Regions from separate parts of the Homo sapiens genome. Here region 1 is linked to region 2. Evidence: read pairs that join two places in POLR2A ChIA-PET (ENCODE). Cell type or tissue: PC-9. All regions are shown on one strand. Links, peaks and the distances in the headings refer to the core of each region. The heading gives the core; the rest is flanking DNA.

Evidence for each region. Peaks named below come from ENCODE experiments on the same cell type or tissue, not always from the same donor. Only the 100,000 strongest peaks of a DNase experiment are listed, where the experiment ranks them.
Region 1: POLR2A ChIA-PET joins it to region 2 with 7 read pairs; 3 of 35 experiments call an interaction of 5 or more read pairs at or near these places.

Annotation. Positions count from the first base shown.
Region 1 is chr15:89,767,773-89,776,684 of GRCh38, reverse strand. MESP2 (mesoderm posterior bHLH transcription factor 2) reads right to left here and starts at 353. Exons shown (of 2, transcript NM_001039958.2): 1 at 1-353. The coding sequence starts at 327. It overlaps LOC124903550 (a long non-coding RNA gene), which reads left to right and starts at 76. Exons shown (of 2, transcript XR_007064751.1): 1 at 76-395; 2 at 1,634-4,591. RefSeq lists a silencer at 1-89 and an enhancer at 8,332-8,912. In PC-9, for the core only: a CTCF peak has its summit at 3,483; DNase peaks (open chromatin) are centred at 3,504 and 6,434; H3K27ac peaks cover 2,810 bases.
Region 2 is chr15:90,365,456-90,374,585 of GRCh38, reverse strand. No RefSeq gene overlaps it. Among named protein-coding and RNA genes, the nearest start is that of ZNF774, 18 kb to the right of the region's middle. In PC-9, for the core only: no CTCF peak of the experiment used is centred there; no DNase peak of the experiment used is centred there.

The DNA.
Region 1 (8,912 bases), core at 1-8,000, 600 kb after region 2:
AGGCAGAAAGCGGCGCAACTCGTGCAGGGCGCGGGCCAGCGTGCGCATGCGCAGTTTCTCCCGCTCGCTGGCGCTCTGCCGCTGTCCGCCCGCTGGTCCGGTGCGCGCTCGTCTGGGCGTCGTCGCGGCTGCCTCTGCGGCTCGGGAGCTGCAGCTCGGAGGCTGTGGCTGCGGGAGTCCGCGGGCGCCGTCGCAGGGGCACGAACCCGACGAATCGGAGGAGGAGGCCGGGGACGTGGAGTCCCAGTGGCCGGCCCAGCCCCAGCCCTGGGCGAAGATCCAGTGGTCGTGGCCGAGGAGGCTCTGCGGAGGAGGCGACTGGGCCATGGCCGGGCTGCAGGCTCTGGGAGGCTGGGTTGGCCACCTCCAGGCCTGAGCTTTTATGTTGACCAAAGGTGCGAGGTGGCCCCCCGCCAGGTTGCAGAGAGGTGTCAAAACCCACAGAGCCCAGGGAAAGTCTGGGCAGGGGGCCCCTGGGAAAGCGGGCCCATTTGCGGAGGTGTGGATTCTGACTCCTTGGGGGCTCTAAATGGAGGCCCCTGCAGCCCGGGAAGTATGGGAGGGACAATTCGCATCTGGATGGAGCTGCTAAGCTTCTCACCACGCTCCCACCCACGCCCCTGCCCCGTCCACTGCTCACGGTGAGTGCCCGGGAGCCCAACAGAGGCGGGTAGTGCCATGGTCTGTGGGTGCCTCAGGGACCCCGTGAGGAGTGGGTGCCTCTCTCATCACTAACCTCCCGGAGGTCTGTGCCCAGGACGCTGTGCCTACTGTTGTATTAAATAAGGCATCAAGACAAGCCCGGAGGGCCCTGCCCATGGTGGCTGAGGAAGAAGTGCAGGTGGGCCCTTCTGGGGTCCCCAAAATCCACAGTTTCTGATTTGTTGAGTGACACACCAAGAAAGGCATCTCACTGCCCATGGTCTGTATCTACTCTTGAGAAATGGAATAGATTAGGTTGGGGAAGAGGAGTTGGGTACCCTAGGTGATGAAAACCGGCGAAAATGGGTCCCCAAGCCGGCCTCTTTATTGGCTGTGACCTTGGTTAAGTTATTTAGCTCCTCTGAGCCTCAGATTCCCTCATCGGTACCAATAGTGATACAAAATACCTATGCCTAGGATGGTTCCTGGACTAAGTACAGCGATCCCTGTAAAGCACTTAGGCCCTGGCAAGTGAGCTGAAGGTTTGCCATGATCGTTTTATAAAGAAGGTACTGGCCAGGCATGGTGGCTGATGCCTGTAATCCCAGCACTTTGGGAGGCCGAGGTGGATGGATCACCTGAGGTCATAAGTTCGAGACCAGCCTGGCCAACATGCTGAAACCCTGTCTCTACTAAAAATACAAAAACCAGCCGAGTGTGGTGGCAGGCACCTGTAATCCCAGCTACTCGGGAGGCTGAGGCAGGAGAATCGCTTGAACCCGGGAGGCGGAGGTTGCAGTGAGCTGAGATCGTGCCACTGCACTCCAGCCTGGGCGAGTGCGAGACTCCGTCTCAAAAATAAATAAATAAGTAAATAAATAAATAAATAAATAAAATAAAAGGAAAGTACTTAGATTTCAAGGCACTAATGGACTTTATTCATTTAATTCATATTTATTTATTTATTCTCTTTTTTTTGTTTTTGAAACAGACTTGGTCTATCGTCCAGGCTGGAGTGCAGTGGCACCATCTCAGCTCACCGCAACCTCTGCCTCCTGGGTTCAAGTGATTCTTCTGCCTCAGCCTCTCAAGTAGGTGGGACTACAGGTATGCACCATCACGTCTGGCTAATTGTTGTATTTTTAGTAGAGACTGGTTTTTGCCATGTTAGCCAGGCTGGTCTTAAACTCCTGACCTCCAGTGATCCACCCGCCTTGGCCTCCCAAAGTGCTGGGATTATAGGCGTCAGCCACTGCGCCTGGCCGAATTCATATTTAGCAACCAGTAAATGTCGAGCACACAGGGTGAATGAGCTAGTCATGGTCTCTGCTCTAATGAGATTTCAGTCTTGTGGGAAAGAAAAGTGAACAGGCCATTGTATGACAGTAGCTGTATGCCCTTAGGCAGAGCCCTTAACCTGTTTGAGCTTGAGCTTCTGCTCAGTAAAACAGGAATAATGATAGTATCTACATGGGATTGTGTAAGGGATAGTTGAGATAGTAAAATTTATAAAGTAAATGATATTCTCAGCAACAATTACAGTTTAAAGGAGATTGTCAATGTCCTGTGTGGTCTTGGGGAAAGGGCTGAGTCCTGAGGCTAAGAGTCAAAAGAAGACCAGGGACATTAGGGTTCTGGCCACAGAGGTGAAGAAGTCATAGCTGGGCCTTGAACCATGCGTAGGATTTGAGTAGGGAGAGAGGCAGGTGCCGTGCTTTCCGGATGGGAACTGCATAAGCAAAGACCTGGCCTTGGGACCTTCCAAGATGCCTTAGGAGCAGGGCACTGGGGTGGTGATGTGGAAGGCCAGAGCACACCTGGGCTGGGGCCAGGTTAAGGAGTTGGTTTTGGGAGCCATAGGGACTTTTGAGCGGAAGGGTGATACAATTTTAAAAATCATTAGCTAATAACTAACTAAAGATCAACATGACAATGGTGTTCAAGAAGAGATTAACCTGCAGCAGCCTGAAGTAGCAAATGGCTTCGTAATTATTTAATCATTATTATCATTTTTTGTGGAGTTGGGTTTTACCCAGGCTGGTCTTGAACTCCTGGGCTCAAGTGATTTGCCCTCCTCAGCCTCCCAAAGTGCTGGGATTACAGGCATGAGCCACCAGGCCCAGCTGCCTTGTAATATTTTTGTGGCTGATTTTATTTTATTTTATTTTATTTTATTATTTGTTTTATTTTTGAGACAGGGTCTGTCGCCCAGGTTGGAGTGCAGTGACAGCTCACTGCAACCTCCGCCTCCCAGGCTCAAGGAATCCTCCTGCTTCAGCCTCCTGAGTAGCTGGGACCACAGGTGCACGCCACCATGCCTGGCTAATTTTTGTATTTTTAGTAGAGATGGGGTTTCGCCATGTTGGCTAGGCTGGTCTCGAACTCCTGGCCTCAAGTGATCGCCTGCCTCAGCCTCCCAAAATGCTGTTATTACAGGCGTGAGCCACTGTGCCCAGGCTTCATTTATTTTAATTTTAGAGACAGGGTCTCACTCTGTTGCCCAGGCTGGAGTGCAGTGATGCAATCTTGGCTCACTGTACCCTAAAACTGTGTTCAAGTGATCCTCCTGCCTCAGCCTCTCAAGTAGCTGGGACTACAGGCGCATACCACTATGACTGGCTAATCTTTTTTTTTGTTTCTTTCTTTTTTTTTGAGGGAGGGCGTGGCTATTTTCAAAAATTAACTTTTAATTACACAAATTATGTAACTACTACCTTTCACTGTGAGAAATGGAAACATTACAGATAAAGTTGGAGTCTCTTTAACCAACCCCATAAACCCCCAAAAGGTAACAGCTGTTATTAGGCTGTGTGTGTAGTTCCAGACCTGGCCAGTGGGTTAACATAAACGTGTATCCTTAGCAAACACACAGTAACCCTCCAGTTACATTATGTACATTGTTATGTGTAAATGTCAGCTTGTAATTTGTTTTTCTTCTTTTCTTTTTCTTTTTCTTTTTTTTTTTTTTCATTCAACAGCATGTTTCAGAGCATTCCATGTCAGGACATATTTTGCTGACTCACCCTTTAAAAAAATAATGGATCAAATTTTTAGTGGGGATAATCCCAGCACTTTGGAAGGCTGAGGTGAGAGGTTGGCTTGAGCCCAGGAGTTCAAGACCAGCCTGGGCAACATAGTCAGACCCCGCATCTAAGAAAAAAAAAAATTAGCCAGGCATGGTGGGGTGGGCCCTGTAGTCCCAGCTACTTGGGAGGCTGAGGCAGGAGGATCCCCTGAACCCAGGAGTTTGAGGTTGCAGTGAGCTATGATCGTACCACTGTGCTCCAGTCTGGCCACAGAGCAACACCCTGTCTCAAAAAAAAAAAAAAAAAAAAAGTACTGCCTGCGAATACAGATTTAACCAAAACCTTGGTTATAGTTGATCTAAATGTTTTAAATGTTTATCTCTTTAAATAATTTTTTTCTTTAGACAGGGTTTCACTCTGTCACCCAGGCTGGAGTGCAGTGGGGCAGTCACCGCTCACTGCAGCCACCACCTCCCGGGCTCAGGTAATCTTCCCACCTCAGCCTCCGGAGTAGCTGGGACTACAGATGTGCACCATCACTCCGGCTAAAATTTGTACTTTTTGTAGAGACAGAGTTTCACCATGTTGCCTAGGCAGGTCTCATACTGCTGGGCTCAAGCAATCCATTCGCCTCGGCCTCCCAAAGTGCTGGGATTACAGGTATGAGTCACTGTACGCAGCCCATGTAAATAATTTTAACTTTGGAAAAAAGGTAAAATGGCAGAAGGTACGGATACACCTTCAATAATGAAATTATGTCACTTTTTCTCCTCAGAATTTATTTTGAAATATATCGGAGAAAATATGCCCAAGTCACTGCTCTAACGTTATGATGAAGTAACACTTGGTGTTGAATAACTCTGGGCAAACAACTATCGTTTAGTTTATTCTAGCTGCTATGAATAAAGAAGAGAAAATTTTAATTGGTCCATAACATGAAAAGAAGGTGGGATAGATTTCAAACAGGCTTTCTTTGGAGAGAAGCAGTTAGTTATGGAACATTTCATGGCTTAAAAGGGTTTAAACCAAAATTTAAAAAAAACAACAACAAAAAACAACTATTTCCTAAGGGGAAATAAGGGACAACTTGTAAAACATTCACCCCTAGACTTTTTGGGTTGAAATAATGGCACATGTAGTGTAGGTACATCATTTATTGGTCCGAGGCCACACAACACTATAAAGCTCTTGACATACTGTCTATCAGGGAACTTGCATGTATCCATTCAACAGTTATAAACAAAATTCATCAGGCTTCATAGATATGTCTTGATCTAGGTGCTGCATTTCAGATAGAGCAGGTGCTGTTTCTATTGGTGTTTCTTTATTATTTATTTATTTTTTTTGAGATGAAGTTTCGCTCTTGTTGCCCAGGCTGGAGTGCAATGGCATGATCTCAGCGCACTGCAACCTCCGCCTCCTAGGTTCAAGCGATTTCTCCTGCCTCAGCTTCCCAAATACGTGGGATTACAGATGCCTGCCACCACACCTGGCTAATTTTTTGTATTTTTAGTAGAGACAGGGTTTCACCATGTTGGCCAGGCTGGTTTTGAACTCCTGACCTCAGGTGATCCACCTGCCTCGGCCTCCCAAAGTGCTAGGTTTACAGGTGTGAGCCACCACGCCTGGCTTCTATTGATGTTTCTGACTCACACCTTTATTTTTGTTTATTTTTTTATTTTTTGAGACACTCTCTCTGTTTTGTCCAGGCTGGAGTACAGTGGTGTGATCTCAGCTCACTATAACCTCCGCCTCCCAGGTTCAAGCGATTCTTGTGCCTCAGCCTTCCAAGTAGCTGGGACTACAGGCATGTGCCACCGTGCCCGGCTAATTTTTGTATTTTTAGTAGAGACAGGGTTTCACCATGTTGGCCAGGCTGGACTCGAACTCCTGACCTCATGCAATCTGCCTGCCTTGGCCTCCCAAAGTGCTGGGATTACAGGCATGACTCATGCCTTTTAACTGCTATATGGTAGTCCATGGCATGCACAGCCACTTACTGATGCACCTTTATTGTATTTTTAGTTTTTGCCCAGCAGTGCTGCTTTGTGCATAAACAGCTAGGAATACAGTGGTGGATGGTCTTGTGATCTCCAGGAAGCTTCTGAATATCCAGAATTATTTCCCCCCAACCTCCTTAGAGCCAGCCTGAGGGATTTCTTGTGGAGGGATTTGGTATATAATGGGATTCCACCACAGGCACAGAGCCCTGCACATGGTACATACATCCTTTCCTCTCGGAGATTGCCTGGTCTCCTTCTACCTTGGTTTGAGCTAGCCTGGAGCCTAGACCCTAGGCTGACTGTGGGTTTTACAGTGTAAGTTCTGGAAGGTGGGGCCCTGGGCCTGGTTTGTTGTGGCCCCTGGCTCTTCCCTGTACTCCTCAGCTAGGCTCTGGAAGCACAAGGGCACTCTATCTGCTAGCCTCACTCACCAGGAGGGAACCCCAAGTGGATCCCCCAACTGGGCCTCCACTTAGCACAGGGAGGCAGTGCAGCTTAGTGGTCAGGTGTCTGGGCTGCAGAGTGAGACAGGCCTGGTTTCTTACCAGCTGGGAGAACTTGGGCAACTTACTCAATCTCAGTTTTCCCGTCTATAAGTGGGTATTCTGATCTCCAGGATAACTGAAGTAAAATAAGATAATGCATGTGATAACGTTTAGAACAGGGCTGATGTTATGCTTACAGCAAGTTCAGGAACAGCAGAAAGAAGTGATTAAAGGAATAGGTTGGACTGTGAGTAAGGGGAATGATATCTTCAGCCTTGGTCCCAGAAGGAAGTGATTCCTTGCTTTCTGGGAACTGCTCCCACACCAAACCAGGGCATCCTGCCCTCCCCACCTCTCCATATCCAGCCTTTCTCTTCTGTTGGGCCCTGGCAGGGATGCCTGTCCAACTTGCCTACAGCCCTGGGGCCCTTAAGGGGTCCACTTCTGGATGGGTGTGGGGCCACGTATTTACTCTGTGCTGGAACCTGCCCTAGGTGCCGAGCAAACAAGCCAGGTTTGGATCCTACCCTGCAGCCCCTTTTCAGTGTTTCCACCCTTCATTTGGTTCCCCTGTTAAAAAGAGGGCCTGTGGCTGTGTGCCATTGGGTAAGGTGATTACATTCTGGGCTTCAGTGTGCTAGTAGCACCAGGTTCACATCTTCCTTTCTGTGATAGGAATGGTGGCTAGATCAGGGAAACGTGATCAGAAGAATGTATTTGGGTTTCACAAGTGTGGCAGACACTGCTAGTTGCCCACACAGCCTTTATTTGCCTTTTTCTTTTAGTAATCTTGTGTTGTGCATGGTGATACACCCTGCTAAAAAAAAAAAAAAAAAAAAAAAGAAAGAAAAGAAAAAGAAAAATCACCATCTTGTTTAGGTCAGTGTCATTTTAGGAGGTACTATGAGCAACGAAACACAATTCCTACCCACATAATAGGGAAGTTCCCAGAGTTTCCTTATCACCAATGGGGCCATGTGAGCTGGATGACGGTTCAGTTAAGTGAATTCACAACAGATTCAGGGCTCCCACAAATGAATGAGCGGATGTTCACTGGGAGGAAGGTCTCTAGTGAGGGGCCACAGGCACTGTTCCCAGCCTTTTCCTGGGCAGTATTATGATCTTGAATGAAGATATGAACTGATCTAATGTGGGGTAAGACCCAAACCCAAAAGTGACTTGGGAAACAGCCAGTATCTAAATAAATCCTGACAGGCTGGAACAACCCATCAGACCTGATCAAATAGAACGAGCAGGTCCCCTGTACCCTTCTCCAAGTTCACGTCAGGAGGCATCCTGTAAAATCAGCACATGTGGGAGGGCATGGTGGTCATTGCCTTCAAAGTATGAGGGGCATAAAAGTAAATGTGATCCAAGCTGCATGCAAATTCACAAGAAGCAGGCCAGGCGCAGTGGCTCACGCCTGTGATCCCAGCACTTTGGGAGGCCGAGGCAGGTGGATCACTTGAGGCCAGGAGTTTGAGACCAGCCTGGCCAACATGGCGAAACCCCATCTCTATTAAAAATACAAAAAAGCTAGCCAGGCACGATGATGCGCACCTGTAGTCCCAGCTACTCGGGAGGCTGAGGCAGGATAATCCCTTGGACCCAGGAGGCAGAGGTTGCAGTGAGCTGAGATCGCGCCACTGCTCTCCAGCCTGGGCAGCTGAGCAAGACTGTCTCAAAAAAAAAAAAAAAAAAAAATCACAAGAAGCAGGGGTGGGGACGGGGGTGGGGGGGTCTTCAACTGAGGGGGGGTCTTCAACTGAGGAGTGATGGTGATGGTTCCTTATTCTCCAGACAGGATGGGCCCTACCTGAAGTAAGTGGTGAGAACTGGAGGCCACTGTTCATGAGGGATGGGGACAAATCCCAGCTTAGGGAGGCTGGTGAGAGGGCTTGAAGCCAGGTCACCAGTGAAATAGCTGGAGGACCTGGGAGCATTGAGTACAAAAAGAAAAAAGTGGAGGGGATGTGACGGTTGTCTGCAGAGGCACGGACCCAGGGGAACGCTCCAGAGAGAGTCTGAAGAACTTTCTAAGTCAGAGGCTCTGTCTTGTAGGGGAGGGAGTGGCCTGTTCCTGGAGCTAATCAAGAAAAGGTCAGATGACGACACGTTAGGCACGTGCAGGAGCTGGAGCAGATGGCTGCTGCGGCCTCTGCCAAGCTCTGTAAAACAGGGGGTTGGACCTGATGACCACTGATGTTGTTTCAGAGCTCAGGCCAACAACTAGGGAGAGAACAGGAGCTGCTGCTTCAGGACTCCTGGTAATCCCAGGGCAGGAACACAGGGGAGTCCTCAGGGTGTCCTGAGTAGGGGGAGCACAGCGGGAGGCCTCCCAAGTGCCCAAGCTCAGGCCACCTGCACACCTACTCTTGTCGGTGCCTGAAGCTCAGTGGCTCGGCTAGGCCTGCTCTCAGGGTTGGAAGCACAAAGCTGCCATCATCTTGTGCAGGTCTTGCCTGTGTGGCATGGGCCAGCTTGGCCCTGAGGCAGGTAATGCCCGTCTGTATTCCTTCTAGACAGTGAGGAATCTTGAGACCTCCATCCCACCACCCCTTTATGGGCCTCCCAGCACTTCCTCCCCAACCAGCAGTGGGGTGGGGAGGGCAGAGGCCTCAGGTTGGCCCCCCAAGATGTGCTCATTCGGCCCTGGCCCTGTTACAGGGTGAGAGAGGGCAATGCCCTTGGTCCAGCCCGCCTTTGGTGGCTTAGCACAGGCCCCTGCAGCCACCTGGCTGCCCACAGCCCTGCGC
Region 2 (9,130 bases), core at 357-8,356:
AAAAGAGCTAGACAAGGTGGCTCACTCCTGTAATCTCAGCACTTTGAGAGGCCGAGGCAGGTGGAACCCCTCAGGTCAGGAGGTCCAAACCAGTGTAGCCAACATGGTGAAATTCTGTCTCTACTAAAAATACAAAAATTAGCCAGGCATGGTGGCATGCATCTGTAGTCCCAGCTATTTGGGAAGCTGAGGCAGGAGAATTGCTTGAACCCGGGAGGCGGAGCTTGCAGCGAGCCAAGATCACACCACTGCACTCCAGCCTGGGCAACAGAGCAAGACTCTGTCTCAAAAAAATTTTAAAAAAATTAAAAAAAAAGACTAACACAGGAAAAAACGGGAGAGACATATAGCTATGGAGCAATGTTCCTCCCTAAGACTCCAGTCAGTTCATTGACACATGTCCAGTTTGAATTTTTTTTTTTTTTTAAAAGAAAGGCCAGGTTGTACCACCTTCCTTACAATACAGAAACAAGCTCTCTCAACCACAAGCATCAATGACATTATCCAGTTTCGTGGAATCACTGGCAATGCCCCCATGTATCAGAATGTCTTCTGTGGCTGAATTTACATGTGAAGGTTAATTAAACAAAGCTTTATTTCAGTATCATGGCTTGTTTGCATTTACTCATTCATGTACCAACTGGCATAAGTGATACCTCCTCCAGGGAGCCTTCCTTGACTCTCAAGATAGCCCTTCTCTGGCTGACATATACTTCTTGTATTGAAACTATGTGTCTGGGCCGGGCATGGTGGCTCACACCTGTAATCCCAGCACTTTGGGAGGCCGAGGCAGGCGGATCACCTGAGTTCAGGAGTTTGAGACCAGCCTGGCCAACATGGCAAAAGCCTGTCTCTACTAAAAATACAAAAATTAGGTGGGTGTGGTGGCGCATTACTGTAATCCCAGCTACTGGGGAGTCAGAGGCAGGAGAATCGCTTGAACCCAGGAGGTGGAGGTTGTGGTGAGCTGAGATCACCTCACTGCATTCCGGCCTGAAGGACAGAGTGAGACTCTGTCTCAAAAAAAAAAAAAAAAAGAAAAAAGAAAGAAAGAAACTGTGTGTCTGTATGTCTGTTTCCCACAACCACTCTGTGCTCCTCAAGAGAACTGTCATGTTTATACCTGTATCCCCAGCACCCTCAACTAGGCCTGGATATAAGAGGTAATGAGTGTTTACTGAATTAAATTGAATAAATTAGAGAGATACAATGTGGGGTTCGACGTGTGTCCATATATTCTGTTTGTAACATGCCTCTGACTCTGGAGAGGGAAGACAGGCTATGCTGGCACCTAGACTCAGGCTTAGGTGCTAACATTTAGATGCTTCAGGTTTCCTTCAGTTGAGCCCAAGTCACCTGGATAAGGAAATTTATGTATTTTTAGTACATAAGTGACAGATTCAGGGCAAACTCAGTAATAAAAGCAAGCTTCTGGCTTCAAGATCCCAAGAGATTTTCTCTTAAAGAGTTTGGGCTGGACGCAGTGGCTCAAGCCTGTAATCCCAGCACTTTGGGAGGCCGAGGCGGGCAGATCACGAGGTCAGGAGTTCAAAACCAGCCTGGCCAAAATGGTGAAACCCCACCTCTACTAAAAATACAAAAATTAGACCGGGTGTGGTGGCTCAGACCGGGCGCGGTGGCTCAGACCGGGCGCGGTGGCTCACGCCTGTAATCCCAGCACTTTGGGAGGCCGAGGAGGGCGGATCATCTGAGGTCAGGAGTTCGAGACCAGCCTGGCCAACATGGTGAAACCCCGTCTCTTCTAAAAATACAAAAATTAGCCGGGCATGGTGGCAGTTGCCTATAATCCCAGCTACTCGGGAGGCTGAGGCAGGAGAATTGCCTGAATACAGGAGGCGGAGGTTGCAGTGAGCCAAGATCATGCCACTGCATACCAGCCTGGGCAACAGAGCAAGACTCCATCTCAAAAAAAAAAAAAAAAGAATTTTATAGGCAACTAAAATGGGTGGGACCAACCTGCCATCCCAGCTACAGAGAGAAAAGCCAAACATTAGTGGACTGGGACCTTACTGTGGATGAAGAATCTAGTATCTGGGGCGGAAAGCAAGGTCCTCCCAGGAGAAGAGCAAGAAAGGAAGGTTGATGCTAGAGCCCGTGGAAGGGTCTTAAATTCTACATTAAACGAGATTCTACTTTCGTCTGTAGACAATAGGAAATGATTTAAGATTTTATAAGCAGGGGAGGAGTAGGATTTGATTCAACAAAGATTTATGAAATGTTTACTTTTGTACTAGTATGAACAAGGGCATAAAGTTGAGTTAAACATAGTCACTGCCCTTTAGACAAGTACACAAGTGACTGTAATGCAAGATGAAATAAGAAGTGAGTGAAACCCAAGATGTAGAAAGAAAGGATTATAGAAGTCCAAAGGAAATCCTATCTGCTTGATAGAGGAGATCTGGAAATACTTTATGGAGAGGGAGGTGTTTTAATGGGGCCTTGAAGAATAGGTACTTTATAAACAAAATTCCCTGAAGAGGCAACATGAACAACAATAAACTTGTAAAAGTTGTGTAACTGCTGGGCACGGTGGCACACGCCTGTAATCCCAGTACTTTGGGAGGCCCAGGTGGGAGGATCACCTGAGGTCGGGAGTTCGAGACCAGTCTGCCCAACATGGCGAAACCCCATCTCGACTAAATACAAAAAATTAGCCGGGTATGGTGGCACATGCCTGTAATCCTAGCTACTCGGGAGACTGAGGCAGGAGAATTGCTTGAACCCAGGAGGTGGAGGTTGCGGTGAGACAAGATCGTGCCACTGCATGCCAGCCTGGGAGACAGACTGAGACTCTGTCTAAAAAAAAAAAAAAAAAGTTGGGTAACTTCCCCACTAATCAGGGAGATACTTTTTAACTTAATTTAATTTATTTATTTGAAACAGGATCTGGCTCTGTCATCCAGGCTGGAGTGCAGTGGCATGATCATAGCTCACTGCAGCCTTGACCTCCAGTGCTCAGGTGATCCTCCCACCTCAGCCTCCTGAGTAGCTGGAACTACAGACATCAGCCACCACGCCAGATAATTTTTATTTTTTTTTTTAGAGATGGGGTCTCACTATGCTGTCCAGGCTGGTCTTGAACTCCTGAGCTCAAGAAATCCTCCTGCCTCAGCCTCCCAAAATGTTGGGATTACAGGTGTGACCTACTATGCCCAGCTAAGACGCATATTAACACCACAATGATATATCATTTCATGCTCAAAAACATTTTATAAATAAAAATTTTACATATATAGATATATATGTATATATACATATATTTGCTTTTTTCTATATATATACATATATACATATATGTATAATACATGTATATTTATATAATACATATGCTTCCAATTAACTACTATAAATTTGTATTAGTAAATCCTTTGATTTTCATTAGTTTGTATGAGTATCATTATTGCTTAAGCAATATATTTAGTTTTGCCTGTTTTTTACCTTTACTGTATTTTTTTTTTTCCCCGAGATGGAGTCTCACTCTGTCGCCCAGGCTGGAGTGAGTGGCACAATCTTGGCTCACGGCAACCTCCACCTCCCAGGTTCAGGGGATTTTTCTGCTTCAGCCTCCTGAATAGCTGGGACTACACGCATGAGCCACCACGCCTGGCTAATTTTTGTATTTTTAGTAGAGACATGGTTTCACCATGTTGGTCAAGCTGATCTCAAACTCCTGACCTCGTGATCTGCCCGCCTCGGCCTCCCAAAGTGCTGGGATTACAGGCGTGAGCCACCGCACCTTCCCTGATCTTTACTGTATTTTTGCTCTTACTAAATATATATGTATGTATATATAGAGAGACAGGAAATAAAGCAAGTATATATAAAGGCATAGGAGTGAGAAATGCCAGACTCTTTTCCTAAGCTGTATAGTGGGTACGTGGTTGCTCTTTACACTAATTTTTGTATATTTTAATATTGATTTTTTTAAAAAAAGAGTAGATAGTAGTTCAGCAGGAGGAATTGAAGCAAGAAGCTATTCTAGAGAGAAGAAATTGTACTGGAGAGAGCAGGCTGTGTTCAGGAAACAAAGTGTCATCATTCTGCTTGGCAGAATAAAATACATTTTTTCTTTGTCATAAGAGCAGCAACTTGCATTTGTGCACTTTATAAAATACTTTCATGTGCTCCCACCAGTTAATTATCAACTTGAAGAACAAGTATTCCATTTGATAGATGAGGAAACAGGCTCAGAAAGAATAAGCGATATATTTGTGAATATTTTTGGCAGAGAAAAAGCTTAAAAGGATATACAACAAACGGTAGTGGTTATCTCTGGGAAGTGGAATTTACTCTGTTTGCTTAATTGTATTTTCTGATATTTCTATAAATGAACCTGAAGTAAAAAATAATAAAGCAGAGAGGGGGAAGGAAGACAACAGGAAAACAATGACTTCCTCAAAATCAAATGTTCATGTTTTCAGATTCCCAATCCTGCTCTGAGTTACTCTAATGAAAACAACAGAAGAAATACAAGAAAGATTCTAACATAGAAAAAAATGTTCAACCTCACTGGTAAGCAAAGAAATGCAAATTAAGACAATATGTAAGAATCATGTCTATTAAATTAGCAAAACTTTTTTAAAGATGAGGGTGTGATGAGACTAGTAGCCATTTACTGTTCGGAACACTGTAAATTGATACAATCACTTTAAAAATGATTCCACAGCAGCCAGGCGTGGTGGCTCACACCTGTAATCCTAGCCCTTTGGGAGGCCGAAGTGGGCGGATCACTTGTGGTCAGGAGTTTGAAACCAGCTTGGCCATCATGGTGAAACCCCATCTCTACTAAAAATACAAAAAATTAGCTGGGCATGGTGGTGCGCACCTGTAATCCCAGCTACTCGAGAGGCTGAGGCAGAAGAATTGCTTGAACCTGGGAGGCGGAGGTTGCAGTGAGCCGAGATCGTGCCACTGCACTCCAGCTTGAGTGATAGAGCAAGACCTGTCTCAAAAAAAAAAAAAAAAAAAAAAAAAAGATTCTGCAGCAAGTAAGGGAGGTGTAAAATTGTTCTCACCCTGTGAAAATAATCTAAAATGTGGAAACTTTTTTTCTGGGAAACAACAAAATGTTCACATGAGCATCTTTAATGCAGCAGGGCATCCCCCATTCAGACACCAGGTCCAAGATTGGCTGTTTATAGAAAGATGGCCTATAATCTTCTGGACATTTATCTGCTCTAATTTATATACATAAAGGAGCAGAGGGTGTTTTGGGGTTGGTTGGTGGGGCGGGGGGTTTGCTGAAGGAAATATAAGAAAATGTGTGTTTGTGCGTGTGTGTGCATGTGTTTGAGTGGGAATGAAGGAACTGATCTAGTGTGTCTGTTCAGGGCCCAGGCACTCAGATTACTCTTTTTCCCCCTCAGTATAACTCAATGAGATTTGAGTGAAAAAGATCAATCTCTGGAGAAGTGTTCTGTTTTCTTATTTGCTTTGTTTTATTTTTCTTGTGAAATACATTGTAAATGAAAAGCATATAAGTAATGCATATTAACAATTTAAATAATTATTTTACAAAGAAAACCTGTGTACTCGGCAGCCAACTTAAGAAACAGAAACTTTGATGGCAGAGGTGGGCGGATTACTTAAGACCAGGAGTTCGAGACCAGCCTGGCCAACATGGTGAAACTCCATCTCTACTAAAATTACAAAAATTAGCTGGGTGTGGTGGTGCATGCTTGTAATCCCAGCTACTTGGGAGGCTGAGGCAGAAGAACCACTTGAACCCAGGAGGCTGAGCTTGCAGTGATCTGAGATCCTGCCACTGCACTCCTGCCTTGGCAACAGAATGAGACACTGTCTCAAAACAAAACAAAAAAAGAAATAGAAACTTTGCATCTTTCTCTCCCATTCCAATTAATTACTATACTGAAGTTTGTATTAGTAAATCCTTTGATTTTCATTAGTTTGTGTATCCTTATTGCTTAAGCAATATATTGTTTAGTTTTGCCTCTTTTTTACCTTTACTGTATTTTTACTCTTACTAAATATATATTTCTATGTCTTGCTTTTTACACTCAATATTGTTTGAAGCTTGTCTGTGTTGATGCATGTAACTGTAGTCTGCCCATTTTCCTTGATGGATAGCATTCCGATATGTAAATTACCAACTTGCTCGGAGGTGCAGCCATTAAATCCTCATTTTGAGCAATCACCCCAAGTAAGACTGATGCAGGTGGACTTTTGCTCACACTTCGGGAATTACTGTCTTAGAGGACACAGTCCGAGCTCTTACCTCCCAGTTTCCCAAGTCTCTACATCAGCCTTTTAATTTTAGTAGAACTGTTTGTTTTCCTTTTCCAAAAATATTTTCTCATCATTCTTCGCCTAGATAATTCTTATGCTTTAAGTCTCTCCATTAAGCTATAAACTCCTCCAAACATTGTCATTATTATCATTGTTGTCACTGACATTTATGGAGCAGATACAGTGTACCAGGTAGTTAGTACAAAGAGTTTTACATGGATCATCTCATTAATGCTCGTCCAAACCCATGAAAAAGGTGCTGGGATTAGCATCATTTTACAGATAAGGAAGTAAGGGTCAGAGAGATTAAGTAACTTGCCCAAAGTTAAACAGCTCTGGAATGTGGATCTCTTTAACTATCTTACTTGTCTCTGAACCTCTAGGATCTAGGGTAGGACTTTGGTGTGTGGAAGGCACTTGATTAATGTCTGTTGAGCTGCACTGAAAGGAAAAGCCAAGGAGACCAGATGGAAAACAATCCGTTTAGTTCAGATGATGGCAGTGGGGATGGAAAAGAGGAGCTGGAAATAAGACTTGGCATGACAGACTATTACATAGCTGAATCTGGGGCGTGAGGTTAGGGCAGGGAATGAGGAAGGGACAAGGCATTTCCATTTTTTCACTTTGAGCACTTCTGTATTTTCTGGAAATGTTTACAACAAGCACGTGGTGCTTTAATAATTTTTTTTAAAGAAGAGAAAGTGTAGAGGCAGCAACTACATGACTAGGCACCAGCAAAATATAGAAAAAAAAGGACAAAAAGAAATCCAAGCTGACCAGCAGGCTTCTGGCAAGGCAATGTAGGAGAATGGGGAATTGAAGGCAGAAAGAGAAATGCCTGGGGGAATGCTTCCGGGGGAGATACTGACTGTAATTTGGAGAGTCTGCTTTTGGGAAGCAGCAGGTCATTCTGGGGAGGTCTCCACCAAGTAGCTAGACTTGTAGGTCTGAAATTCAGGAGAGAGGTTGAGCCAGACCCATGCTCTGAGAAATGATGGTTGAAGTCATAAGCTAAATGTGCGGAGCAAAAAAGAAAGAAGAAAGAAGACCTCAACCAAAGTGTTGACAGGGTCAGGCATATCTGAGTGGAAGAAGAAGAGGAGCCAGGCCAGGCGCGGTGGCTCATGCCTAGAATCCCAGCACTTTGGGAGGCCGAGGTGGGCAGATCACCTGAGGCAGGAGTTCAAGACCAGCCTGGTGAAACCCCCATCTCTACCAAAAGTACAAAAATTAGCTGGGCCTGTAGTCCCAGCTACTCTGGAGGCTGAGGCACCAGAATCCCTTGAACCTGGGAGGTGGAGGTTGCAGTGAGCTGGTGAGCCAAGATCCTGCCACTGCACTCCAGCCTGGGCAACAAAGCAAGACTTTGTCTCAAAAACAAAACAAAACAAAACAAAACAAAACAAAAAAATCCAGAGGAGCCAGGGAAGGTACTTGAAGAGGAGCAGCCAGAAATGTAGGAGAATCATCTCTCAACCTCATAGTCACCAATGGAAAAGATAATTTTTTTAAAAAGGCATATGGGCCTGGTGCAGTAGCTCACACCTGTAATCCCAGCGCTTTGGGAGGCCAAGGTGGGAGAGTTGCTTGAGGTCAGGAGTTCAAGACCAGCCTGGGCAACATAGGGGAACCCTGTCTCTAGCAAAGTTATTATTATTATTATTATTATTATTATTGGAGATGGAGTTTCGCTCTTGTCACCTGGGCTGGAGTGCAATGACACGATCTCAGCTCACTGCAACCTCCGCCTCCCAGGTTCAAGTGATTCTCCTGCCTCAGCCTCCCGAGTAGCTGGGATCACAGGCGCCCACGACCACGCCTGGCTAATTTTTGTACTTTTACTAGAGACGGGGTTTCACCATATTAGCCATGCTGGTCTCAAACTCCTGACCTCAGGTGATCCACTCGCCTGGACCTCCCAAAGTGCTGGGATTACAAGCATGAGCCACCACACCTGGCCTCTACCAAAAATTTTAAAAGGCCGGGCTTGGTGGCATGTGCCTGTAGTCCTAGCTGTTACTCAGGAGGCTGAGACAGGAGGATTGCTTGAGTCTGGGAGGTTGAGGCTGCAGTGAGCCATGATCGCACCACTGCTCTCCAGCCTCAGCAAAAGAATGAGACCCCATCTCTAAAAAATAATAAACATATGTAAATGGCATCAAACAGTAAAGAGTTGTTGAATCAGAAGAAGACTAACAAGAGGCCTTCAGATGTGGAAATTAAGTCTTTTTTTTTTTTTAAGAGACAAGTTCTAGCTCTGTCACGCAATCTGGAGTACGGTGGTATGATCACAGCTCACTGCAGCCTTGAACTCCTGGGCTCAGGCAATCCGCAATCCTCCCACCTCAGCCTCCCAAGTACTTGGGATGACAGGCGCACATCACCATGCCTGGCTAATTTGTTGAAACTATTTTTTGTAGAGACAGGGTCTGGCTATGGTGCCCAGGCTGGTCTTGAACCTCTGGGCTCAAGCAGTCCTCTGGCTTCGGCCTCCCAAAATGCTGGCATTACAGGTGTGAGCCACCACACTCAGCCCTAAAAGACCTTTGAGGGTCCAGTTGTAGAAGCATGCTAGGGTAAGTGGCCCTATTAAAAAGGCCTAGGCATGATAACCCTGAGAATATCTACATGTGAGTGGAAGTTTGACAAAAGGGGAAGAGAAGGAATGCGATGATAGGGTCTAGGAGGAATTATTTCGAGGTAAAAGAAGGGTTAGGGATCTTATCTTTTTGTTGTGGTGCCTGCCCTGGTGCTTGGTGATAACGACTCGCTGGAGACCTACTGCGTGCTGGGCACTGTGCTAAGCCCTTTACATCATGGATTGTCTCAAAGCCTTTAGTTTTTTTCTCCGTAATATGACCTA